Linked DNA regions of Mus musculus: regions 1, 2, 3 and 5 are each linked to region 4. The links are chromatin loops, found by intact Hi-C in ENCODE. Cell type or tissue: left cerebral cortex. All regions are shown on one strand.

Region 1 (5,000 bases), 130 kb after region 4:
AGAGAGAGAGAGAGAGAGAGAGAGAGAGAGAGAGAGAGAGAGAGAGAGAGACCCTGCATGTCCTTCACTCTGCCCTTTTCTGTTTCTTACGGGAAGCCTCTCTTTCTTACCTGTAGCGGCACCACCCAATCCCAACCGTGAGGTAGCTGGAGACACTATCATCTTCCGGGATACTCAGATCAGCAGCAGGGCAGTGTACCAATGTAATACATCCAATGAACATGGCTACCTGCTGGCCAATGCCTTCGTCAGCGTGTTAGGTGAGTCTCTGCCCACTGGCAGTGGGGTCTTCCTGGGGTCCAGTGACGTCATGAAGTACATGTTCTCTGCAGCCTGGGCACATTGGGCAGGCCTGGGGAGGTGTGGCACATGAATGGAGGACTTGCACTCCACCAAGCCAGGTGACCATAGGGCTCCTTCCATCAGAGAAGCGGCATAGGAAGAGCTTCTTTCTGAGCATGGCTGCTGCGCTCCTTGGGCAGAGAGAAGGAAGTGGCAGATACGGTATATCTCAGGGCTGTGGAGGATCAGCTCCAGAAGCTGTGGAAGACTTTGGGGAAACCCCTTTGCAAAAGCTAGTCTGGATGTGGGACAGATGGGAGACAGACAGATGGATAAACTCACTCTCTCCTCACCTAAACAGGAAAGATGTCATCCTTTGACATTGTACCATGGCTGTGGTCTACAACTGTGTTGGGCAACATTTGTAATGTTCCTAGGACACCTGAATCCCAGAGACTGTAGGCTGGATCGGTTTCCCTTAGACGAGGCTTGTAAAAGGAAGGGACAGATGAGGTTATCTAGGGGTCTGGAAGGCTGCTGGAAGGGTAGGAGCCAGGGAAAGAGGGGGTGGGGGGTTGTGCTTCATACTCATAGTGGAAAATTGTCCCTCTGGGGTTTCAGATGTACCCCCTCGGATGCTGTCTGCCCGCAACCAGCTCATCAGGGTGATCCTTTATAACCGGACACGGCTGGACTGTCCGTTCTTTGGGTCTCCCATCCCAACACTCCGATGGTAAGTCCCAGGAGACCAGGTCTCCCCAGCAGAGGCCGTCTGTCTTCCTGCTTCCTACAGGCTGTATTCAGCAAAGCCTGGGCTCTTTAAACAGTCAAAGCTGGCCATCTGGGTGAACCCAATATTGTTCAGAGGGGCTGAATCTTTCCAGCCAGTGGTTACAGGCAGAGCCTACAAGACTTGAGACCCTGTGCATCTACCTTGAGCTCCCCAGTCCCCAGCCATGGACTCTGCTGCTCCCTGGCTCCCTTGGGCCAGTCCTTTCTCAGTATGCTGTATTTGCTGCTCTGTTGTGAGGTTTAAGAATGGGCAAGGAAGCAACCTGGATGGCGGTAACTACCACGTCTACGAAAACGGCAGTCTAGAAATCAAGATGATTCGCAAAGAGGACCAAGGCATCTACACCTGTGTGGCCACCAACATCCTGGGCAAAGCCGAAAATCAAGTCCGCCTGGAGGTCAAAGGTAAACGGGGGTGGTGTGGGAGGGTGTCACTAGTGGGAGTTCAGGTGGGGCAATAAAGCCATGCTCATGGCTGCCCATAGGTGCTAAGTGCTTTTGGAAATGCCCCTGTCTGAGGGCTGATCCCAGTGGACATCAGCATGACCCAAGTGTGGGAGCACTGAGGCAGGCAGCCTATCCGCCTGATCCAGAGGCTTACGTACCTCCCTGAACCAGCACTCACATCATGGATTTCTGAGCCAGAGAACTATTTGGGGGTTTTGATTGCTCCTGAGCTCCCCACTAATCTTATAGCTAGTTTGTATTCTATGCCTGACATCCCAAGCTGAGGCATGGCACACTACATGGCCACATAGGAGCTGGGGGACAGAGAAAGGGTGAGCGGTCAGCTATCCAGTTGTCTTCACAGACCCCACCAGGATCTACAGGATGCCCGAGGACCAGGTGGCCAAGAGGGGCACCACGGTGCAGCTGGAGTGCCGCGTGAAACATGACCCCTCCTTGAAGCTCACAGTCTCCTGGCTGAAGGACGATGAGCCACTCTACATTGGAAACAGGTTTCTACTCTCCATCTCTGCATCTCCTTACGTGCATTTAAGGGGAAGTTTGCCCTTGCTTTCAGTGTCACGCATGTCACTAGGGAGCTACTAGGAGTAGTGATGGCCTTGGTGACCTTTCCTCGGGGACAACCCCAGGAACCTTTTCTCCCTCTCTTATCAGAGACCTGTTGCTCTCTCTTTCACCTCTTCTCTCCCATCTTCTGTCTTCCCCATCCTTTCTCCTCCTTATGCAGTGTTCTGTCTGTATATATGCCTGAATGCCAGAAGAGGGCGCTAGATCTCATTACAGATGGATGTGAGCCACTGTGCAGTTGCTGGGAATTGAACTCAGCACCTCTGGAAGAGTAGTCGGTGCTCTCAACCTCTGAACCATCTCTCCAGCCCCTCCTCTCACTTTTCTTACTCCCTTTTACATCCCCTCTTCTTATTCCTTCCTTACCTCTTTATTCTGCATTCCACTCTCCAATCCCTTCAGCTCTTCTTGTAGTGCCCCCGCTTACCAGTAGAGGGCAGGTCTGGCTTCATCTTCCTTGTCCAGTGTGGTGCCTGATGCATCTCAGCCCAGGATCTTCTGGATGCTTTGACAGTGCCCCCAACTACACCTCCCACACCCCAGTTCTGATTTTATTGGTGTAAGGACTCAGGTGCTGATGGTATTTAAAGGTCCCCTGGGTATTTTGTAATGTGCAGTCAGGATTGAGAACTAGCGATCCCAGCTTCCCTCCCCAGGGCTTTTGGCTGTCTTTGAGCTAGGCAGTAAGACACCAGCCATTCCCAGTCTCACCCAGCTTCATGCAGGGCTTCATCCTGCCTGTGTGCACGGGCATCCAGTGCCCGTTGGTATTGAAAGCTCTAGAGCTGTCCTGTATTGCTCTGGGGTGCCCCCTCCCTTTGGTGGAAACAGGCTGTAGGATCTCAGAGAAGTTGAAACTGGTCCACAGGACAAAACACATGTAAGGGAAGGAGAGCGAAACCAGCCTGTCTTGGGTTGTCAGTGTATTGGTACCCTAATTTGGGAAGTGTGTACAGCAAAAGAAAGGTTCAAAGCCAGGTCCGGTGTGGGTGCTGAGGACTCGGGCATCCAGTCAGTGTTGAGATGGTCCCTCAGGTCCCAGCAGAAGCTGTGCTCTCTCACCTGGCCCAGCCGTCTCCTTTAGTTCCTCACTCCCCCCTTGTGGGACAAAAGTATCAGCTATACCCAGTATGTGAGCCACCCTCCTGCCAACCTCAGCCTGGCATCTTGCAGGATGAAGAAGGAAGATGACTCCCTGACGATCTTCGGAGTGGCAGAGCGGGACCAGGGCAGTTACACGTGTATGGCCAGCACCGAGCTGGACCAGGACCTGGCAAAGGCCTACCTCACTGTTCTAGGTAACATCTGTCACCCACATCGGCGCTAACAGCCCGTCTCCCTGCTTCCCAGCAGTCAGAGCGGCCGTGAGCGCTGAGTAATGCAGAGTCAGCAGGGCAATGCATAGTCAACAGCCTTTAGGTGCGATGGCCTCTTTGGGTCTCTGGATTAGGAGCTGCCACTCTCAAACAAGCCAAGGAGGACAGTGTGGAGTTCTGTCTCCTGAGTGAGGTCTTTGACCTCCCAAGCCCACATGAAAGGTGTGGAACAGCAGAAAGTGGAGTGACTTCTGCCTCTTCTGCTCTCTTACAGCACCTTCATACCACCAAGTTGACTAAAGCCATCTTGAAGCAATGCTAGACCAAGAGGAGGATGATGAGGACGAGGATGATGATGATGATGATGATGATGATGATGTGTGTGTGTGTGTGTGTGTGTGTGTGTGTGTGTGTGCAGTGATATGGTGTGGAGGGGTGTAGTATGGGATGCGGGATGGTGTGTGTGTGTATGTGTGTGTGTGTAGAGGTATGTGGAGGTGTGTGGAGGTATGTGGAGGGGGAGTGGTGTGTGTGTGTGTGTGTGTGTGTGTGTGTTCAGTGATATGGTGTGGAGGGGTGTAGTATGGGATGTGGGATGGTGTGTGTGTGTAGAGGTATGTGGAGGTGTGTGGAGGGGGAGTGATGTGTGTGTGGCCAGTGGCATGTGTATGAGTATATATGTATATATGGAGTGTGGTATAGGGTATGTATCTATGGAGGTATAGCATGGAGGGGGAGTGTTGTGTGTTATATGTGGGAGGGTGTGTATGTATATCTGTGTGTGGTGTGTGTATTTGTCTGTGGAAGTATAGTGGGAGAGTGCTGTGTGTATGTGTGGGGTGTGTGTGTGTGGGGTGCACACTTCCAGCACCTCCTCCAGCTTCCCCTCCCACGCTGCTCCCAGGAGTTAGTGGCACTCACACTGCCACACGCTGACTAAGATGATGCCACCCTTCCCTGTCCATGCTGGCCTGCAGAGAGCAAGCCATTCTGAACAGACGGGAAGGTGGCTACCCCTTCCAGTATAGCAGGTCCTCACTGCCATCTCTGCCCTGTTTCCTCTCTGCACTCCTGCAGTGGAGGTCACCGTTGCTGGCCATGATGGGCCCAGATATGTTAACAGTACTAGGACAGGAAGAAGCCAGAAACTCTACTCCAGGCTATGGAGAAATACACAGGATCACCTGGGAGGTGGGCTGCCCAGGGACAGCTGTAAAGCCTGGGCTATCCATCTGTGTCCGTCTAGAGCCCTCTAACCCTGATAACCTGCTAACCTGGATAACCTGCTAACCTGGATAACCCATCTTACCGTTGCAGCTGATCAGGCCACTCCAACTAACCGTTTGGCTGCCCTACCCAAAGGTAATTGGTACTAATCAGGGGCTCTGGTGCCCAGGGGTGGAATCTTGAGGAGGAACAGTTCTGGTGGGCTACACTTTCACATGCCCTACCTAGTGTGACCTCTGACCCTCAGGCACCCACAGTCACCTCCCTTCCTGGCCCATGTCAAGGCTCCTTCTGCAGGTTGGACTCAAGTCTGGACCGCCATTTTTCTCTTTCCACCACGCTTAGCTC
Region 2 (5,000 bases), 86 kb after region 4:
TTTAATAACTGCTTTAATAGGATGTAATTCACATATGATTCAGCTCAAGGATGGCTCCCATATATAGTTTCTTGCTAGGGCCTAGAGCAGACTGCTACAAACTACTGAATTTTTGTAATTGTATCACCTTTTGCAATACCCCCGCCCCCCAAGCCATCCCATTATCATGTGGACTCTGTCCATGACTCTATCCCCAGCCCCAGGCTAATGACTGTCATTAGCCTACTTTCCAAGTCCTTGGAGCCACTCTGGAGGTTTCCTATACATGGAACCATGCAGTAGGTGGTCTGGTTGCTTTACTTAGCGAAACATTACTGGTTTATCCATGGTGCAAGGCATAAGCAGGGCCGTCCAGGGAGTGGTCGAGTAACCGTCCATTGCGTGGGTAGACCATGTCTTATTTGCGCAGTCACTTGATGGATGATGACTGCATCCTGTGGGAACTCTGCACTTCTTTCTTAGAGCCCCCAAGTCTTCTGATATTAATCCCAGCATCCCTTTTGGACATTCCACTTCCTGTCTACACCCTCCCTCCCATCTGGGTCCATCCTTACTCAATCCAACACTTGAGCCCACTCACCCTTGGGGTCTGCCACACAGGATTATGATCACTGTCTCCCCAGCTTTGTGATCCACTCCCTTAAATGGCGGCATGCTGGGGAGACAGCTGTAACACTGCCTGATATCCAGATCCCTGTTGCCTCTCCTCCCCTGCTCCCCTCTCCCCCACACCGCCCCACTTCCTGTGAAGAAAGTCCAGTAGAGTGTCCAGTGCTGAGAAAGCTTTCTGTTGGATGGTAGAAACCAGGGCAGGGAGCCCAGGGAGAGAAGCCAGCTTGGGTGCTGTAGAGGCAGGACTCCTGCCCTTCTGGTTTGCAACACTTCTCTGGAGCTGAGAGTCATCTCTTCTCCTCCCTCAGACTCCTTCCTGTGTGGCTCTGGCTGCAGCCTGTGCAATGCTAGCCTTTCTGGTGATTGTTGCTCTCTGAAAGCAGATGCCAAGAGTGCCCTCTCACCCACCACTTCTCTACCCGGCCCAGTCCTCTTTTAGAGACCTCTCTGCCTTTCTCTCACTTGCTGTTCTGGCTCTCTGGGATAGGTTTCCTGTAATCCTGGGTTGTGGTTTGAGCGTGAAATGTTACACCGAGGACGTGTGTAGCACTCCAGCTTGTGATACTGGTCTGTAAGGGTGTGGAGCTTTGAGGACATAGGATCTAGGTGGCTAACACAGGCCACTAGGGTGAACCCTGATTGTTACTACTGTTTGTGTTTTCTAGTTCTGTCCTTAAAAGGACAAGAGAAGGAAAAATATATATATATACACATACACACACACATATAGTTTTCTCTATATATAGTTATAGATAGTTTATATATATATGTATATGTATATATATATACACACATACATACATATGTAGATATGTGTGTCCATATATATGTATTGTCTTACGTATATACACATCTATACATGTATGTATATGCACATATATGTGTGCATATTCACACATGTGTATATATGTACATGTATGTACATATATATGTATAATATATGTATATATGCATTGTGTAATGTATCTATAAAGCAAGAAACTCGACAGCTTGCTGGATCATAGCATCTATGAGGCTTAGTGACTGCTGATTTGGTTTTGTGGCTAAGGAATGTATCCCTTGGCCACCTTGAAATACCAAGCAGGGATGTACTGGGCTCCAGCGGGCCTTGTGTCAGAACGACAGCATGAGGCAGGCAACCTCCCACTTCCTGTGTAGACGAGGATAGAAATGTAAAGATGTCCATCTTGCTGCTGTTGTGATGGGAGGCAATGGAGAAAAATCATCCTAAAGAGCACAATGATCAGAGAATCCAAAGGTCCGTGCAGACCCAGAAGGTGTAGTCACAGTATAGAACACAAGTTCTATGTATGTCCCTACAGTGAGGTGCAGGCCACCCCCACTCCAGAGCAGCTGCTGCCTTCCGCAGGCCTCTGGTCCTGCCGGTGGCCTGTGAGTCACACAGTGCCCTGGGATGCTTTCCCACCCCAGGAAGTATGGTGTGACACTAGATGCTCCCTAGGTCCTCCCGGTTGTCACCTAGAGGAAAAGGTCATGTCTCACTTCCTTCCACCCCTTCTTCTCCCCAGCTTAATAGCCAGGTGATTCACCTGAAGGTATCAGGTTTCAGCCTATAGATCTGGTCATTGTGCAGGAAAGGCCAAATGACTAATGCAAACCCAGGCATTCTCTTCTGCCCTTCCCCAGAGAGAAAGAATGAAGACTGGCTGACACCTTCCCCTATTCCAGAAGCCTCGGTGGCCTCAGCTCAGGCTTGCAGAGGAGGCAACCTGCTTATATCTTTAATGGGAAGGAGCCCTGCACTCCTCCCCATTCCTGCCTGACAATGGAATGGAGCCAAGCACCAAGCACACCATGAGGCACACCAGGGCAGCTGGAGACCACCCCTTCCAGCCCCAAGAAGGCAGACAAGGAGTCAGCCTTGTACCAGGTTTCCCTGGCTGTGTGAAAGTCCTAAATGATTGTTGGCCCACACCCAGGTCAGGAAGCTAGTGTCTGTCCTCGCTGGGTCAGAGGAAGGCAGTACAGGAGAAACAGGCAAAAGAATGCCTCCTTCCCCACCAAGAGGCATCCCTGGTATGGTGCAATTCCTGAGTCTTTCAGTAGGAGGTGATCACGTGGGCAGATTGACTTTCACAGAAGATGCAGAGCGGTGAGGACAGTTCATCTGTGACAAGAAGGAGATTCGGTGACACAATGCCAGATGCTGTCACAGCAGGAAAGCCAGGAGCTCCTCCACACTTCTTCCTTGTCTGATATCACCTTCCAAAAACCCCATCTACCTTTCTCCTCCGCACTGGTGTTTTGTCTCCTTGGCACGTGGTAGTGGCCATGTTTGGCTGGTATTTTGAGTTCCCAAGAACCCACGTGTTGGCCTTAGATGCCCATGAGCTGGACAGTTTCTTGTACTTGGATGGTTGTCTGCCATTCCCTTCATTGGTATGAGAGAGACAGAGTGGGAGTGGGTGTCACTGGGCCACTGGATCACCCAAGAGGGACCTTGGGTGTCTCAGGCCGACCACTCTGCTTCAGAGCATTTCCAAAATCAGCATTTCTAATGCCTTAGAATGAACAGTGGGAGGCTGAAAAGGCACCTGCACAGCTGGGCTCTGAGAGCCAGCAAGGATAGCACTGAGGGTGAACCTGCCTGCGGTCAAGCAGAGTAAAAGCTGAAAGGGAGTGGGGGAGCATTCTGGAAAGTAAAGACATCTGGGGAGTCGGCTGGCTGAGCAGTAAGAGGCTCTGCTTCCGAGGACTCCGAGTTAAGAGATCCCAGCAATTGCCGCTGCCTCACCACTTCCGCATAACCACTAACAGCAGATTCATCAGGCCTTTTATTAATTGAGGATCTATTAGGCAGATGTACTTGATGAGCCAAATACCTCCCCATAGTAGAACGTGTCTAATACAATGGCTGCTCGTGAGGATTTATCACGCTGTCTCGCTGCAGCTGCAGAGGGAGACACGATGCAGGCTCAGCACTGATCAGAGTGGGTACAGGACACTGACCCAGGGCTCCTCCCACAAGGCAGGAGGCAATGGCCACAGGGTGAGCATGGGGTGTGCTGGGGACCAAGGGGAATTGTCCTGACATGGAGGAGACAGCGAGGTCCTTGAATTAGTGGTGCAAGTCAGCGCACTAAATAAGGAGAGAGGATCTGGGAAGCAGAAAGGACAGGTTTGAGTCTGGGCTGGACAGAAGACCCGGGCTGCTTATTATTGGTGGAATGTGAGTGAGAATGTGGACTTACCCTTTCATCTTTCCCTGGCAGACACGGCATGCAGGGCTCTCTGCCCTTCGAGGAGGGGGACTGGGATTTGTTTTTATGTATAAAACAGTGCTTCTCAGCCTTCCATAGTGCTGCAACCCATTAATACAGTTCCTCATGTTGTGGGGATGCCCAACCATATAGTTATTTCGTTGCTACTTCATACCTGTAATTTTGCTACTGTTATGAATCATACTGTAAATATTCATGAAAGGGTCATTCGACCCACAGGTTGAGAACCGCTGATATAAGCCATTTGCTAATGTCATGGTTTCGAGTATTAGGAGTGAATTATTTGCATCTTCTAGTCCATCGGGGGACAGCTTGCCTTTCCATGTAGAATTGTAGTCACTTGGGATGACTCTGAGCCCTGGCAGATCTCCCACCCATGATCAGATGTGCCTCTGATCCCGTGATCCCAGGTTGTTTGGGGACAGCTCTCGTGATCAGCCTTGCTGCCTGTCTTTTCAATGGGAGCGGCTGGGATTTGCGTTGGCTTCCGGGGGGCCTTTATTATCTCCCTGCTCCCCCACAATTTCCCATGGCAGTGATGTGTGAATGTGTTCCTTAGTTGGTTCTTGTAGTACTATTCTAGTCTCTGGATTAGCTTATTTCCAAGAGCTAATTGCTGGCATGTAGCCTCCGCTCTACTCTGTTGGTGTACCCCTAGGCATAAATTCACGCACACAGCCTGGGAGAGCCTACAAGACTGTTATTCATGGCTTGGGGGCGTTTCAAATGGAACTTAACCCATTCCAAGCCCAGTCTCCCTGAGCCCTGACCATGAGCCTGCTTGCTCCTCCTCCTGTGTTTCCAGGGCCAGCTCAGCAGCAGACAGTCCCCTTTCCAGCCTGGAACTCTCCATGCCATCTCCTGTCCACCCCCAACCAGTCATGAGAGCCCGCCAGTTGTGACCCAGGACTTGTCAAATCTCAGGAAGGCCTTGGAGTTGGAAAGAGCATCCTCCAGTGTGGCACCTCCCACCCTTCCCAGGTCACCTGTGGATCCGGAGCTGGCAGAGGTGGAGGCAAAGGGAGAAGGAGCCTCTAGGAAGTGTTCTTCCTGGGCTGCACCCAGAGTGGGGAGATGCAAAGCAGCCTGCCACTTAGCCCCGCCCGGCCATGTCCCAGGGAGGTCATAGGTCACCCTGCACTAGAT
Region 3 (5,000 bases), 220 kb after region 4:
CCGCACCAATGCCTCGGACCTGGGCAACTACTCTTGCCTGGCTACCAGCCACCTGGACTTCTCCACCAAGAGCGTCTTCAGCAAATTCGCGCAGCTCAACCTGGCTGCTGAAGGTCAGGATCTAGGGTAATGGAGGCTGAAAGGGTCAATAGGCCTTGGAGAAATGGTATTCTACCAAGCTTAAGAATTGCAGCTCAGAATATATGAGGTCCTGCTGCCGGGTCTCAGATCCTTGCCCCAGGCCCCCCAGAAAAAGAGAACATTTGGAGATTCCAAATATTTATGTGGTGATCTGTGAACTTTGGAAGGCATGGGCCCTAATACAAAGCACCTCCCTGGAGCCCTTTGCATGTGGTTCACACAGTCAATCTCTCTCTCCCCTCCACCCCCCCAGATCCTCGACTCTTTGCTCCCAGTATCAAAGCCCGGTTCCCCCCAGAGACGTACGCACTGGTTGGGCAGCAGGTCACCCTGGAGTGCTTTGCCTTTGGGAAGTAAGTACCATCAGGACAAGAGTGTCCTGGGCCCAGGCAGGGTTTCATTTCAAAGCCCCTCAAGAGCAGGAGGGATCACAGAGTTAAAGAGAACAAAGTCAATAGACTAACAGAGTCCTGGACACAAAACAGGCACCACCCACTACCTATAAAACAAGTTCTGCCAGTGAGACATCACATACACACACACACACACACACACACACTCACACACACACACTCACAAACACACACTCACTCACACACACACACATACACACTCACTCACACACACACACTCACACACACACACTCACACACACACACTCACAAACACACACACTCACTCACACACACACACATACTCACTCACTCACACACACTCACTCACTCACACACACACTCACACACACACACACACTCACTCACACACACTCACTCACACACACACTCACACACACACTCACACACACTCACACACACTCACACACACACAGATGGAGGGGCTTTATAGGCATGAGGGAGTCATGTGGCCTCCCAACAGTAAACAGTAAAATCCTAAGCAGTTTAAGGAGCAAGCCAGGGCTAGCAGCAGAAAAAACAGTGTGCCGACCCCATCCTGCTGGTTCAAAGCTCAGCTTCAACACTTGCTGGCTGGGAGACCTCGGGCAAACAACCTCACATCTGAGGCTCAGCTCTAGGACTGACGGATGGTCAGGGTTGACAGTGGCTAAAGGATTCTTACAAAGATCAGTTGGGTCCATGGATACCAGGCCCTGAGAGTGGTGCTTGGTGCTTTGACAGGTGTGGCATGAATGTTACATTAGCCATTTCACAAATTACAGCAGAAAGGCTTGCTTCTCTTTCTTGCTGTCCCGGAAAAAGGATCCTCTAGAGCAAGGGTCATTGCTTTCTGCTGTGTGGGATGTTCTTGAGCATCCAGGAAACATGTATAAATGAGCAGGGTAACATGTTGATTCCTCAGATCCAATGGTTCCCTAGCCCATTTTAATGTCCAAATTACTAATAACTAACATGCCTTGGAAAGGCGGGGTGATGATAAAAGGGACCTATAAAAGCCTGTTCCTAGTCTCGTTTGTGCCCTCTTCCCGTCTGTCCCCTCCCAAACAGGAGTCCCCTTCACCTTGTCCAGTGCTTCAGGAGGGCCTGCGAGTGTGAGCATAGGCTCTGTGGACACTCGAGAAACATGCTCAGCTCAGCTCATCCCCTCTGGCTCTTTCTCCCCTGCCAGCCCTGTTCCCAGGATCAAGTGGCGCAAAGTGGATGGTTCCTTGTCCCCTCAGTGGGGCACAGCAGAGCCCACCCTGCAGATCCCCAGTGTTAGCTTTGAAGATGAGGGTACCTATGAATGTGAGGCAGAGAACTCCAAGGGCCGTGACACCGTCCAGGGACGCATCATTGTGCAAGGTACTGAGCTGGAGATACCTCCGTCTTCCCTGAGGAAGCAGCATGAAAATCCAAGAGACTGGGAGGCCTTCTGCTTGAGCCTTCTGACCCTTGCCAGGACTGCTAAACATAGCTGGAGAGGCCGTTTCAGAGCTCAGCGGGGGCATACAGAAAGCACACAAGTATTTCAAAAGATTTAGTTGCTAAATCAGTCCCTGGCACAACCAGAGAGTGCCAGCTTCTTCGCCCTCATTTCTTTGTTCTCTCCAGCCCAGAATACCAACAGCGCCCTCTGCTGTCACTTACAAATACTGCAGCCTTATAATTCCCTATTCCTCTCTTTCTTCCCCACAGCTCAGCCTGAGTGGCTAAAGGTGATCTCAGACACAGAAGCCGACATTGGTTCCAACTTACGTTGGGGCTGTGCTGCGGCAGGCAAGCCTCGGCCCATGGTGCGCTGGCTGAGAAACGGGGAACCTCTGGCCTCCCAGGTAGGAAACCAAGGCTTCCTCCCACACGACCACCCTCTTCTGCTGCCTGGCCCGCTTACCCTGCTGGGCCAACCAAGGGGTCTTGGGACGTTCTGGTGCTTCTTCTCACAGAGAGATACATGGCCACAGGTGGGTCACCTGTGTAGCATCACAGAGATCTGGGATCCCTCCATCAACCAGAAATGTAACCTTAATCTAGCCTCCAGGAGACCTAAAGGACCAGGCAGCCCTGAAGTAGACCTATATTCATGAACCCTCATGCTGAGGGATGTTAGCTTACAGCCTCTGCAGCACACCACCACCATCACCATCACCACCCGCCCCTGACTCCTTCCTGGCCTCCAGTGGTCCTCATCTTCCTGCCTTGGCTCTTCTGCACAGAACCGGGTGGAGGTCTTGGCTGGGGACCTGCGATTCTCTAAGCTGAACCTGGAGGACTCCGGCATGTACCAGTGTGTGGCAGAAAACAAGCATGGCACCATCTATGCCAGTGCTGAGCTGGCTGTACAAGGTAAAGGACCCAGGAGGCAGGGACAGCCCTGGTGCTTGAAGGTTGTGTCTGGCTGGGCTTCTCCAAATGCACACTTGCAGGCTCGTGTGCTAACATACACATGTATGTTCTTTCTTGTTTTCCAATGGCCCCTGAGTAGCACCAGTTTCAAGACATGAGACTGAGAGTTTTCCAAAGACATGGTTTTTGGGTTTTTTTTTTTTGTTTGTTTGTTTTTGTTTTTACTTGCTGCATTGAAAAGATCTGATCTGTATTTAACCTAGTTCCTTCAGCTCTGTGGCCTGTGGCAAGTTACCTGATTCTATGCCTCAGTTTCCTGATTTTAAAAAATGCTTCATCCTGTCCTTGAACAGCGCTTTGAGGGGAATTGAAATTCAAAGGGTGAACTATGACAGGCCTGACATTCAGACGGGGACAAGGAACACCAGCCACTTGAGCTTACAAGGCACGTTTTCTCTGCTGCAAGATGAACGTTAGAAGCCTTTATTAAGTTTAATAAGGCTCAACAAAGACTTACTCGTTTTATTTTTTATTTTATTTGTACGAATGCCTGTATTTGTATGTGTATCACATGTTACAGAAGTCAAAAGAAAGTGTAGATTCTCCTGAAACTGGAGTTACAGATGGTTGTGAGCCACTGGGCACTGGAAATTAAACTCAGGTCCATGCTCTGACTTACTGAGCCATCTCTCCAGCCCCAAGACTCTTCCTTTCATTCAATTATTCAACCAATAACTTACAAAGCATCTCATGAGGAGCAAATACAGTAGTACTTAAATACTTAAAGTACTGTACAAGAAAAGGGAGAGGAACAAACTTAGAATTTATTCCAGAGAACCCTAAAAGTATGGTTAAAAAAATACCAAGGACAGCAGTGGTACCCAGGTGAGCAGGTTAGATGGGGTGGTCAGGAAAGACTCTGAGGAAGTCACGTTTAGACTGTGACCTGAGGGAGACAGACTTGTAAATATCTGGGGAAGTTTCAGGTAATATGCATGCAGACACAATGATCCAAAGGCAGGTAAGACTTGGCATTCAGGGGGTTAAAAGGAAAGCTATGGGGCGTGGAGGTGGAAAGATGACTCATCAGTTAAGAGGACTGGCTGCTCTTACACAGCAGACCCAGGTTCCATCCCCAGTACCCACAGGGTGGCTCACAACTACCTCTAATTCCAGTTCCAGAGACTCATACGCCCTCTTCTGGCCGCCTTAGGCACTGCATGCAAGTGGTACCCAGACATACAAGCAGGCAAAACATTCATATATATATATATGTGTGTGTGTGTGTGTGTGTGTGTGTGTGTGTGTAAAGTAAAAATAAAAGAAGTCTTTAAAAGAAAAAGGGAAAAAGTTGAAAGCAAGACAGACAGTTGGAGCGTGTGAGAGGGACGAGTGGAGCCAGATGTGATGACACAGGGGTAGATGAGTTCTAGAGATGTTGCTGCCACTTGACAAGTTGGTCTCCAGAGGCCAGATGCTTAGCACATAGCCAGGTGACATCTTAGTTGAGGTGGGCGGGTGGCTATCTCGAGGGTGAGTGTTTGAGCACCCTCTCTCCTGCAGCTCTGGCCCCAGACTTCAGGCAGAACCCTGTGAGGCGGCTGATCCCTGCAGCCCGAGGGGGAGAGATCAGTATCCCGTGCCAGCCCCGTGCGGCTCCAAAAGCTACAATACTGTGGAGCAAGGGTACTGAGATTCTGGGGAACAGTACCAGGTAGGTTCTGTGTGCCACCGCTGAGATGACGTCTTGGAGGTCAGTCCCCTTCCAATGGCCACGGTGTGTCCCTCAGTTGACTAGATCTTTTTCTGTCCTTGCTGCAGAGTGACTGTCACTTTGGACGGCACCTTGATTATCAGAAACATCAGTCGATCGGATGAAGGCAAATATACCTGCTTTGCTGAGAACTTCATGGGCAAAGCCAACAGTACCGGGATCCTGTCTGTGCGAGGTAAGGACTGTGGTCTGTTCAGATGCTGGGATGCTGTTCTGCCAACCATCTGCTCTTGGCTTCCTATACATCTGCTTTCAAGGCAACGTCAGAACTCAGTCTCTCTTGGGACCACCCCTGGCCAGCCTCCAGAATCTGACCACTCATGAATATGCATCTCTTCTAGGGG
Region 4 (5,000 bases):
TGAGTGTATGTATGTGTGTGTGTGTATGTGATGTGAGTGTGTGTGTGGTATGAGTATGTGTATGTGAGTATGTATATGTGTGTGTATGTGTACATGTTTGTGTGTGTGTGTGTTTCTGTGTGGTATGACTGTGTGCACGTGTGTGTTTGTGTGTGTATGAGTATATATGTGTGTGTTTGAGTGTGTTGTGTGTACATTTGTGTGTATATGTGTATTTTTGTGTGTGTTTGTGTGTATGTGAGTGCAATGTGTGTGTGTGTGTGTTTGTGTGTGTGTGTGTGTGTGTGTGTGCGCGCACTCACAAGTACCCACAGATGCCAGAGGTGTCAGATGCCTTGGGGTTGATTGTGAGACTCCCGACAGAGGTGCTGGGAGCTGAACTCTGGTCCTCTGCAAGAGCAGGAAGTACTTTTAACTTCTGAGCCATCTCTTCAATCACATTCTTAAGAATGGAACCGGTGGCAGGGACATTTAGAGTCTCAGTGATCCTGCCAAATCGCTCTCCCAAGTTAATTCTCCATCAATTACGGACAAATCCACCTGTGTCCCTATTCCTCCTTGGAAGACTGTGGAAGAGGATTGCTTGTTTAGCAAGAGAGAGACACTGTTTTGGTTTCCTTGGGTACTGCATTCACCTGGTGCACAGCACAGGCAGTTAAAATACCCGTACACATAAAATAAAATCAATGAATCTTTACAAAAACAATAAAAGTGTAAGCAATTGTTTACTTTTTCAGGTCTGATACAGTGAGGATGACATGTGGAGCTCAGCAGGTGCCTCTAGAGTGGACACAATAGTCACCACGCATCACCAGAAAATAGCTGCCTCTTGCTGCTCTAGGGATCCACACAACAGGATGCAGGGAGCTGGCCTCTTAGGATAGGAGAATTCTTTATTCCAGGGACCAGGCCACCACTGGATGCTTTTAGTAAAGGGGGGTGAGGGAACTCTGCCCTCCACACAGACCTGAGTGCTTTCAAGTGCCTTCCCCAAGTCTTCTAAGAGTCTGTCAGGTGTTTGGGACCTACCAGGGTCCAGGGACCCTATCCCTCTGGTTGGGTTGACTGGCTCCTTAGTGTCATCTGGTTCTGGTAGGGTGAAGTCTCATTCTCAGGACTAATACCAGGGTGATGCTGAAGTATTGGTTTTAAGTGACTTGCTGCTTTGTATATGTAGTAACCTTGAAAAAAATCGCCCAGGATTCTGACAATCTTGCTTCAAGGCTTTCAAAACTGGCCTCCCTCCCTGCCTCCTCTTTGCCTCCCATCTGCAGCTGTTGGGTTGGAAGCCCCTAGCTGAAGAGAGGCCATTTTGTCAGTGAGTGGATGAGCCTTTACTGAGCACAGGCTATGTGTGGGGCAGGGGGGTGATCTGCAGCGTCTCTTTTCCTGAGCCCACAGGCAGAGGTGGGTTGGGGGGGATGCTGAGACTGGCAGGTGGGTTCAGGTCTAAGTAGAGGTGATACCTGGGTGTGATCACAGAAGGAGTCTCAGAGTGAGTCTCAGAGTGGTGGTGCCTACGGGGCTGTAGTTTTAGGCAGGGAGCTGAATTAGAAGCTTCTAAGGGCTCATTCAAGGTGGGAGGGGGTACAGGTCTCCACCTGTGCACATTAGCTGAGGTCTACCAAGGGGGCGGGATCTCAGCTAAGACGCAGCCCACTTTGCATGCTCAGACCTGCTCAGTCACCGAGGCAGGGCTAACATTTGGATATGTGGTCTCCAAGTTCAAGGTTTTTCCACTCTAACTCAAGTCTGGGACAGTGCCCCGAGTCTCCCCCGGGCAGAACAATTCTTACAGTTTTAAAACAAGACCCACCTGTAATGTCCTCATGCTTTTTCTTTTGTTTGTTTGTTTGTTTGTTTTTTGCCCCTTGTCAGCTTCGGATGAACAACTCAGTGGAAGTTTTTGGAGGGAGCTATGCTCTCCAAAGCTGTGGACAAATTCCTGCCCCTAAGAACTCATAAAGGGGTTATTTGCAGGACAGACCGCAACAGTTCTGGCTCCAGGTCCTACGACAACACGGAGTGCCACTCTTCTGAAGGAGTATCCAAGATCAAGGGAGAAAACAGGGTTCCCAGACTCTGGTTCTGCAACTTGATCCTTAGCGCGTGGGGCGGACTGTGGCACCTGAGCATCCGTCGGAGCTGCTGGGTCCTGGTCCCAGCTTCTCGTACGCAGGGAGGGGTTCGGGGGCGCGCACGCAGGCCGCCGGGGACGCGCTGGCCGCCCGGGGGCGCGCACGGGCTAGTCTCTGCCCTAATGCGGCGGCTGGCAGCGAGAGGTGCTGCAGGGGACGCGAGGGAAGTGGCGGCGCCGGGAGCGGACATCTGGGACTGCGCCCGGGGCTGGAGCCCGAGCTCCTCGAGGTAAGGTGAGCGCGGGTACCCGGTAGGGTAACAGAACCCGGTCTCGGAAGCCCAACCAGCGGCACCCCCTTTGATTCCGCTCTCCTCAGTCCATCTGCATCCCCCGACCTGTCCCATCCCCCTCCATCCACATCCCTGTGCTTTTTTTTCTCTACACTGCCACCTGCCCGGAACCCACCAGATTCTGGCAGTGTCTCCCTCCAGCTTTCAGCCCTCTCCACCCTAATACCCTTTCGGACTCGGCTGGCAACATCCCATATTCCATCCCTCTCCCTCGCTCTCTCTCTCTTTCCTCGCTGTCTCAGCCTCACCATTGGAGACCAGCCAGCCCCTGTGTTTTCTCTCTGTACACCTCACTTTTCAGTTCCCCATTCCACTTATGTTTTCCTGCCTCACCCGTGGCCCCTCTGCTTGCCCTCCCTCCCGCGGCCCTGTGTAGTGCTGGCCTTCGGTTGCTCCCTTCCAGTTTATCCTCCCCGGTCCCCATCTTCACACCCAGTCCCAACCCCTTCACAGTGGCTTCCTTGTTTCCTCATCCTGCACACTCCCTCTGGAACATCTCCCCTACTCTCCTTGGTTCCTAGCCGGCCTACTACCCATCACCTTCTCTGCCTGCCCTTCGTGGTGATGTAGGTCCGGTGCTGACTGGGCTTGGACTCAGTCTACCCACCCTTGTATCGTCCTACTCTGCCACAGAGGCCTAGGGCTCAGTGGGCCAGGTGTTCACTGCTGTGAATTCAACCTCTCTAAAGCCCTTTGCTGCATGTTTGAGCCTGTTCATAGCTTTGGAAGAGAGATACTTGGGTTTGTAGGCCTCTGTGTGGTCCTCTCCTCTCCTGGAACTATTCAGGTTTGCTTCCTAGATGGGATCAGAAAGGGCTTGAGGCTGGGAGAAGAGGCAGGTCTAAGGGAATGGCCCTCAAGCTCCTGAGACTTGTCCTGAGTCCTGGGCTGCAAAAGCCTGGCAGAGAAACCTTGCTGGAGGGCCTAAGAGTTGGGGTCTTAGCAAAGACTTTTCCTCAGCTTCCAAGCCAGCATTCTGGCATCAGGAATGGTCCTGAGTGTGACCCACGACATGGCTGGGAGTGGTCAGAGTGCTGAATCACGGAGGCTGTGGTCCCACAACAGCCCACCTCACTCACTGAGCCAGGGTCTACTTTTCATTCCTCCCTTGGCTTACTGGCTGAGTTATGCATGCTGTGTGTATGTGTGTTGTGTATGAATGTGTATGTTGTGTATGAACATGTATGTGTGTTTTGTGTATGAGTGTGTGTGTGGTTCTGGACAAAGATGCCTCCTCTAGCTCCAGAGGAGAGGGTGACAATATTCCTCTTCTTGCCTGTCTCTTTCTCTGATAGGAGGGCCCTGATGTGCCTCCTCTAACCTTGGAACTGAGGTGAGCCCTGCTGGGCCCAGATCCAATCTTCAGTAAGGCAAGGGCAGGCCATAGCCTTTGAGACCAGGGTGCACAGGAGATGTGTGGTTTGAATAGGGCCAGAGACCAGCAGGTTCAGATCCCATAGAACTTAAGCCTAAGTAGAAGCTGCCCAGGGAGAGGGTGTGGAGCAAGGAAGACCCTGGAGAGGCTGTGGGGGCAGCCAGAGGAAAGGAGGCAGAACTCAGTCCTCCCTGTGACCAAGGATGCTGGATCGGTGGAACTGCATGCAGGAGGCAAATGAGAGAGAGGAGGGATCACCTTCCTGTCCAGTACATTTCACCTTTTGCCTTGACTAAGCTGGTTCTTCAGAGAGAGACAATTTTCTACCCTTACTCTTTGGATTAGGCCGAAGGAGTGTGTGTGTGTGTGTGTGTGTGTGTGTGTGTGTGTGTGTGTGTGTGTGTGTGTGTGTGAGAGAGAGAGAGAGAGAGAGAGAGAGAGAGAGAGAGAATATGGTATTACTAAGAAAAGAGACAAAACCCAAGAAATTGTATATGCCTTTGTAAAATAGGGCTGGCTTCCCAATCCCCTGTCTCAAAGACTCCTCTAAAACCCTAGGCTTTAGAGGAGGTAAGATACAAACTGCAGTCTGGCCCCGGCAGTTTCCCCAGAGGTTCTTGCTTTGGAATACTGAGGGGCTGAACACAGCTGACTGAAACGTGGGCTGTGGTAATTCCGGATGGCCTCCAGACTGTGTCTGTTCAGGGGACACGGTGTTGGGAGACTGGCTACATCGGCTTTGTCACCCTTCTTGGTCCCCTCCCCGTTGCCTGTGGGGGCAGGGCGGGAAGCTTCTCCTGGCGTCGGGGCCTCCGATCTGCCAGCTTTTCCTGGTATCAGAGAAGCATCACCTGCAGCTGTTGTCGGGAGCTGATTGGATCAAGGCTCTGACGTTGAAGTGCTTGATTGGGGCTCAGGTTAAATGGGGCTTCTGATAACAGCCTACATATTTCCCAGCTTTGTGCAACGAATCTCAGCCCTTGCCCCCTTGTTTGGCATCACAAAAGCTACAGAGAGTTAAATCCAGGCACGCCAACAGCAGAGCCAGCTCCCCAGGGAGCAGGGGCAGGACCTGCCAATTGTGCTTCACTGGCTGGCTCAGGTGGAACTGCATGCAGGAGTGGTTCCCTGTGGACAGAAGCAGGCTCTGCTTACAGTGGCTGGCTGGTCCTTTCACCGTCACACGGAGGGGTGG
Region 5 (5,000 bases), 120 kb after region 4:
AGCCCAGATAGGTAGGAATGTCTTTACTGAGGTTGCTAATATAAGCAATGAGCAGAGTCTGGAGTGGAGGATGGGCTGAGAAATGAGAGCCAGGGGAAACAGAGGTTCCAACTTGGCACCAAGCAGCAGGAACCACGCTGAGACTTACTGCCCAAGGAAGCAGGCAGCCTTTGTTGGATTCTGGGGATTGTTTGTTTTCAAGGTAATGGTGCCAACCACCACTGTGTCAAAGGCGCTGCTGTGGAATGTGCCCTTTTCTAAATTGAACCCCAAATATCTATTGTAGAGAGTACTCTGAAATCCAAAACGCATTGGAACCCTTAGAGATCATGTGGCTCAAGTTCTTTGCTTTGTGTAAGGCAGGGAAAGGTAAAGTTGTTTATCCACAGAAGATGGCTGAGTGATTTCAGCCTAAACCCAGCTTTTCTCCAGAGGTCAGAATTTTTTAGAAGAGAGTGAGAGTCATTCAGAACTGTGAAACCAACAGAGCTCACATAGAGATGGAACCTTGGTCCTCGGTCCCCACCAGGGCAGGGCTGGCATAGCCTGAAACTCTGGGGAGGCTGTAAAGGACAACCGTGCTGAAGGTTTTAGAAAGAAAGAAAAACCAAGAAAGTAAGGAACTCCTTCCTGGGTCCACAGAGCTCCTAGCCAAGGAACATCATCAGCGACAAATGTCCAGTACATACCTCTCTTTGGCTCGAAGTATGATATGTCTCTTTTCTAGAAGAAGGGCCCCCCTGTTCTAATGATCTGCACAGAGTTGACATCCTCTGGACATGGGTCAGAAGATACCTCCCCTCTGATTGGCAGAGAAAGGCACCTGGGTTTGATTCCATCCAGAAAGCAGGTGTTTTATAGTGTGTACCTGGAGCCACACTGTCTCCAATCAAATCCAGTCTCCAGGACATGCCACCAGGTGACACTAGGCAAGCCATTTAATGCTTCAAAACTTCAATTCCTTCATCTGCCAAACAGGTGGATTACTAGCCTCAAAAATGGTTGTAAAGGTTAAAGAGGATCGTGACCCACAGCTGCTAAGCTGCAGTACACATTGACAATGTTAATATAGAACCCAATGTTGGATTTAAAGGAGGAAGTTGTGTGTGGACTGGATTGTATGTAGGCCATCTGTTTCTAAATTAAGGGAGACACGGAGACTTTGAAGATAAGCCGGGGAGAGAATGGCAGGCACACATACAGGAGGAGAGCTAGTCCACAGGGAGAGACATTAGCGTGCACCAGAGAAAGGAAAACCGCCCGGTTTTCCAGCTCTGCTAAGAATTGGGTGAGGAGAGAGAGGCTGCAACTATTGCAGGCAGAATTCAGATTAATTCTACAGAAGTTTCCTAATAGCAAGATACACCAAATGTTTCTAGATCAAGAGACCACACACACACACACACCTGCCCCACTTAGGGGCCAGAAAGAGGGATGGGGTGCCAGGAAGCCTGTTTCACGTGTCTCTGGTTCTCAGTTCTGAGAACGGAAGGCAGCAGAGAGAGCTGGATGTAGGATCTAGCTGCCACAGAATGCTGCATTTGGCAAAGGTCCCCAGATGCATCTGAGGTCTTGAACCATATTCTGCTGCCATGTTCTACTCAGTAAAGGGAACAGCTAAGTCTGTCAGCACTTTTGACTCTTTTTTTTTTTTTTGGTAGAAGACAGCCAGAAACTCTTTCTCATTTGACCCTTTGAAGACAGTTTGATTATAGTGGGGTCGTGACCTAATGTCCCCTGACTGACCATCTGGCTCTGGGGATCCATGAGTCTTCTCTGTGCCACAGCTTTCAAGAGCCACCCTCTGGCAGATTTTCTTGAATTTATGCAGGTTTGAGCTTGGTGTCTGCATCCTAGGTTTTTTTTTTTTTGTTTTTTTTTTTTTTTTTTTTTTTTTTTTTTTCTTGTTGTTTTTTTGTATCAGGGTAGACCCAGCCTGAACTGGAAATGGGCAGAGCATCCCTGTCTCCAGAGTGAAAAGAGCCGTCCTAGCTAAAGAGACAGTTTTCACCACATAGAGCCTCATTCAATAGTTACCTTCATCTTTGTAATTACTGGTTCCTGTGTTTCCCCCAAGGAAAGAAACCAGGCACCTTCCCTGGGGAACACAGGCTCCCAAGGTCACCAGCCAGATCCACTACCTTAAGTTTTCATGACTCCCTCCTGCACAGCTGACATTTTTCTAAACCTCCCTTCAGCGCCAGCCTTCTCGTTCCCCTGTAAAGCCGCTAGTCATCGTGTGGGAGATTCCCGTGTCCCTAAGAATCCAGCGGAAATGCTCTGGATCTCTTCATTCCCCTCCCGCCCCTCCCAGGTTCTTGGCTCTGAGCTTATTCCTTGCCTCCAAGGAAAGCGGGGATCTTAGATGCTGAGAATAGCAAAACAGACCAGAGCAGTTCACAGAGGACCAAACGCCCTTCTTCACCTCTTGGCCTTGGGATTTTGGGTTTCTTTGATTGGAATTGTTAGAAACATTGGGAAACTGCCTGTGAGAAATGGGGACAGAGTAACATTTCCAGCTTCAGACTCAGCGGCAACCATGGCAACACAGCTCAGAATCCAAATCTGAACCTGTGAGCTTGGGCAAAGTCTGTTAACTTCATAGAAACTCAGTTTCCTTTGCTAAAAACACACAAGTGGTAACATTCATTGTGAGGGTTAAACACGCTGACACCGCAGACCAACCAGTCACAGCACTCGGCCCTACTTAAATACTTACAGGGCGGTGGTGGCTCCCTCTGGCTTGCAGGGTAATCTTTCATTTCCTTTGAACGAGGCTTGCTTTTCAGTCGCTGCTTCCTCCCTAAGATACTTCTGAGGATTGGTACCCCACACCCGATCCTGTGTGCTGCTGCTAAATGTAGCTTTTCTCTGGTCACACTGCTAGACGTCATGATGGCCAGAGCAGGGCTCTGGGCTAATAATCTTCCTGTTCCCCATCCTTCCTGCTTCCATGATGTGCTGCAGGCTGTGGGGTGAACTAAGTGTCCAGAGGCTCTCAGACGGGCCCCTGTAGCCTTTTCTTGTGTGGAATGAGTGTGGTGACTGAGATGCAGTCTTTTCCATGTCATTACAGGGTTCACAACTCTGGACAGACTCACCTACTTGATATGACCCTTCTACCCTGGAATCTCTCTGTCCTTTTGGTGCCCATGACTGTGTGTTTTTGTTTGTTTGTTCGTTTGTTTGGGTTTTTTTTTGTTTGTTTGTTCTTTTTGTTTGTTTTGTGACTGTGTGATGGGAGGAAGCTGCTGCTTCCTGGTTACTGAGAGAATGCTGCTAGGTCTGCAGGTATAGACAGTAACCGACTAACCACTTAATGGATTAACCCTGCAGTTGCCACTGTTCTATATGTGTATGCTGGCGTGATAGATGAAACCGTCGGGGTAAACTCTTGCCTCCTTTTTTTGTTTCTTCTTCCCCCTTTAACTTGTCAGCTCCACAAATATTTCCTGAACACGTGTCATATGCTATCTATTCTGTTGTGCCAGGAGCCCAAATACCTCAGTGTGTGTTTTAACGTTTCTTCCCCTGACAAAAGATAAAAGATAAATTCTGTGAGATGTTTCTCGATGGCTAATGAAGAGAAGCTGGGCATCCTCAGGGCAGGAGCCTCTCTGATTCATCCTGATACCTGCAGGGGCAGCCAGCTTCCGTAAGAAGCACGAGTTACTGAGCTTGGATGACCACCAGCCAGCCTTCACCCCTCCAGCAGCAGTTAAACCCAGATGGATGCCCTTGTTCCGACTCCAGGCATCCCCCAGAACTTCTAGCTCCTAGCAGCTCTGCCTGCCCCCTCCTTCCCACTTGTCTGGCTGAGCCTACGGCCCATGGGGTCTCAGGCTTATATTCGTCTTTCAGTCTTTATGTGTCTAAGGCTTCATGTGTTCCTCCTCCAGTTTCCTGTTTGACTTGGGACTTCTGGTTGAACATTAGTTTTTTTTGTTGTTGTTGTTTTTGTTTTTGTTTTTCTTTTACCCATTTCTACGGAGTTATACAAAGAGTATAGGAAACAAGTAAGGCTTGGTATGCTCTCCGTGGATGCACCCTGATTGGCATGGCCCCCTCCATGGGGAACAGTGTCGGAGTGTACACCACCCAGCCTCTAACACCTGTGTGGAAGGAAGATTTCTGCCTATCTCCTGGCTGCTCCAGCCTAGTTGAACTGTTGAACACCTTCCCCCATCCTGGCTGCCATTTGCTCCACCTGCACCCACCCCATCTCTTATGCAGTCAAGAGTGAGGAGCCAGAGTGGGCTTGGCCCCAGACAGTTTTCCAGTCATCTCTCCTCGTTCATTCTCTTTGTGTCTTTGCTAAGCCATTAATAATTCTGTTTATCTGGGGCCTTGCTGCTTCATTCCAGCTCCTTATCAGAGTCCCAGAGAGCAGGTGGCTTGTCCTGTGTCCCCAACCTATGGCTTCTCTTTCCTCCATGTCCCTGTCTGGGGAGGATAGATGGATGCTGAGATGATCTGGCCTGGGGGCCCCTCCATCCGAACACAGATGTCAGAGATGGACCTCTCAATGCTCCATAGTCCCTTCCTGTCCAAGAGGAAGGGAAAGGCTTCTGGGCTTCTCTCAGCAGAACCTGGAACTGGTTGCATACATGTGCTGGAGGAGCAGAGGACCCCCAAGCTTCCAAACAAATCAGATCCTTGGGGTGGCTTGAGCTAGAAGGACCCAGAGTGGTGACGACATTTCTTTCTAACCCAATAGTGTTGGCACACCTGGACTGGAGGTTCACAGAAGTTTGTTCTGTCCTGTTTCAGCCCGAGGAGTTGCAGAAAGAACGCCCAGCTTCATGTATCCCCAGGGCACATCGAGCAGTCAGATGGTTCTCCGTGGCATGGACCTGCTGCTGGAATGCATTGCCTCTGGCGTGTACGTACCATCTTCTAGTCCTGATCCTGAAGACGGGGTGGGCATCAATCCACACATTTTGGAGGCAGACCAGTATATAGGAAAAGGGAAAGCCAGCAGGCCCATGAGTAGAACACTA

Evidence for each region. Hi-C counts contacts between places; a loop is a spot of excess contacts. Peaks named below come from ENCODE experiments on the same cell type or tissue, not always from the same donor. Only the 100,000 strongest peaks of a DNase experiment are listed, where the experiment ranks them.
Region 1: it touches region 4 in a loop (5-fold over the local background); 2 of 42 quality-filtered maps call a loop at or near these places.
Region 2: it touches region 4 in a loop (4-fold over the local background); 4 of 42 quality-filtered maps call a loop at or near these places.
Region 3: a loop joins it to region 4, with 2.9 times the contacts of the local background. A loop is called at or near these places in 9 of 42 quality-filtered maps.
Region 5: a loop joins it to region 4, with 4 times the contacts of the local background. A loop is called at or near these places in 8 of 42 quality-filtered maps.

The regions. Positions count from the first base shown.
Region 1 is chr1:132,606,790-132,611,789 of GRCm38, reverse strand. Nfasc (neurofascin) reads left to right here. Exons shown (of 30, transcript NM_182716.4): 12 at 117-260; 13 at 904-1,015; 14 at 1,313-1,479; 15 at 1,886-2,033; 16 at 3,283-3,407; 17 at 4,743-4,787. Among named protein-coding and RNA genes, the nearest start is that of Gm46157, 59 kb to the left of the region's middle. In left cerebral cortex, CTCF peaks have their summits at 2,282 (motif pointing right) and 2,509 (motif pointing right); DNase peaks (open chromatin) are centred at 2,468 and 4,312.
Region 2 is chr1:132,653,514-132,658,513 of GRCm38, reverse strand. The region is part of intron 2 of Nfasc (neurofascin); the gene reads left to right. Among named protein-coding and RNA genes, the nearest start is that of Gm46157, 13 kb to the left of the region's middle. In left cerebral cortex, a CTCF peak has its summit at 2,683; DNase peaks (open chromatin) are centred at 1,964, 2,732, 3,371, 4,453 and 2 more places; H3K27ac peaks cover 1,325 bases.
Region 3 is chr1:132,523,189-132,528,188 of GRCm38, reverse strand. It overlaps Cntn2 (contactin 2), which reads left to right. Exons shown (of 23, transcript NM_177129.5): 6 at 1-113; 7 at 395-494; 8 at 1,726-1,901; 9 at 2,235-2,371; 10 at 2,753-2,882; 11 at 4,446-4,596; 12 at 4,704-4,831. Among named protein-coding and RNA genes, the nearest start is that of Cntn2, 17 kb to the left of the region's middle. In left cerebral cortex, CTCF peaks have their summits at 2,179 (motif pointing left) and 4,067 (motif pointing left); DNase peaks (open chromatin) are centred at 2,150 and 4,077; H3K27ac peaks cover 554 bases.
Region 4 is chr1:132,739,038-132,744,037 of GRCm38, reverse strand. It overlaps Nfasc (neurofascin), which reads left to right and starts at 2,241. Exons shown (of 30, transcript NM_182716.4): 1 at 2,241-2,367. In left cerebral cortex, a CTCF peak has its summit at 2,227; DNase peaks (open chromatin) are centred at 2,691, 2,871, 3,833, 4,659 and 1 more place; H3K4me3 peaks cover 3,261 bases; H3K27ac peaks cover 3,097 bases.
Region 5 is chr1:132,621,394-132,626,393 of GRCm38, reverse strand. It overlaps Nfasc (neurofascin), which reads left to right. Exons shown (of 30, transcript NM_182716.4): 9 at 4,771-4,882. Among named protein-coding and RNA genes, the nearest start is that of Gm46157, 45 kb to the left of the region's middle. In left cerebral cortex, a CTCF peak has its summit at 2,745; DNase peaks (open chromatin) are centred at 1,448, 1,728, 2,273, 2,577 and 2 more places; H3K27ac peaks cover 3,185 bases.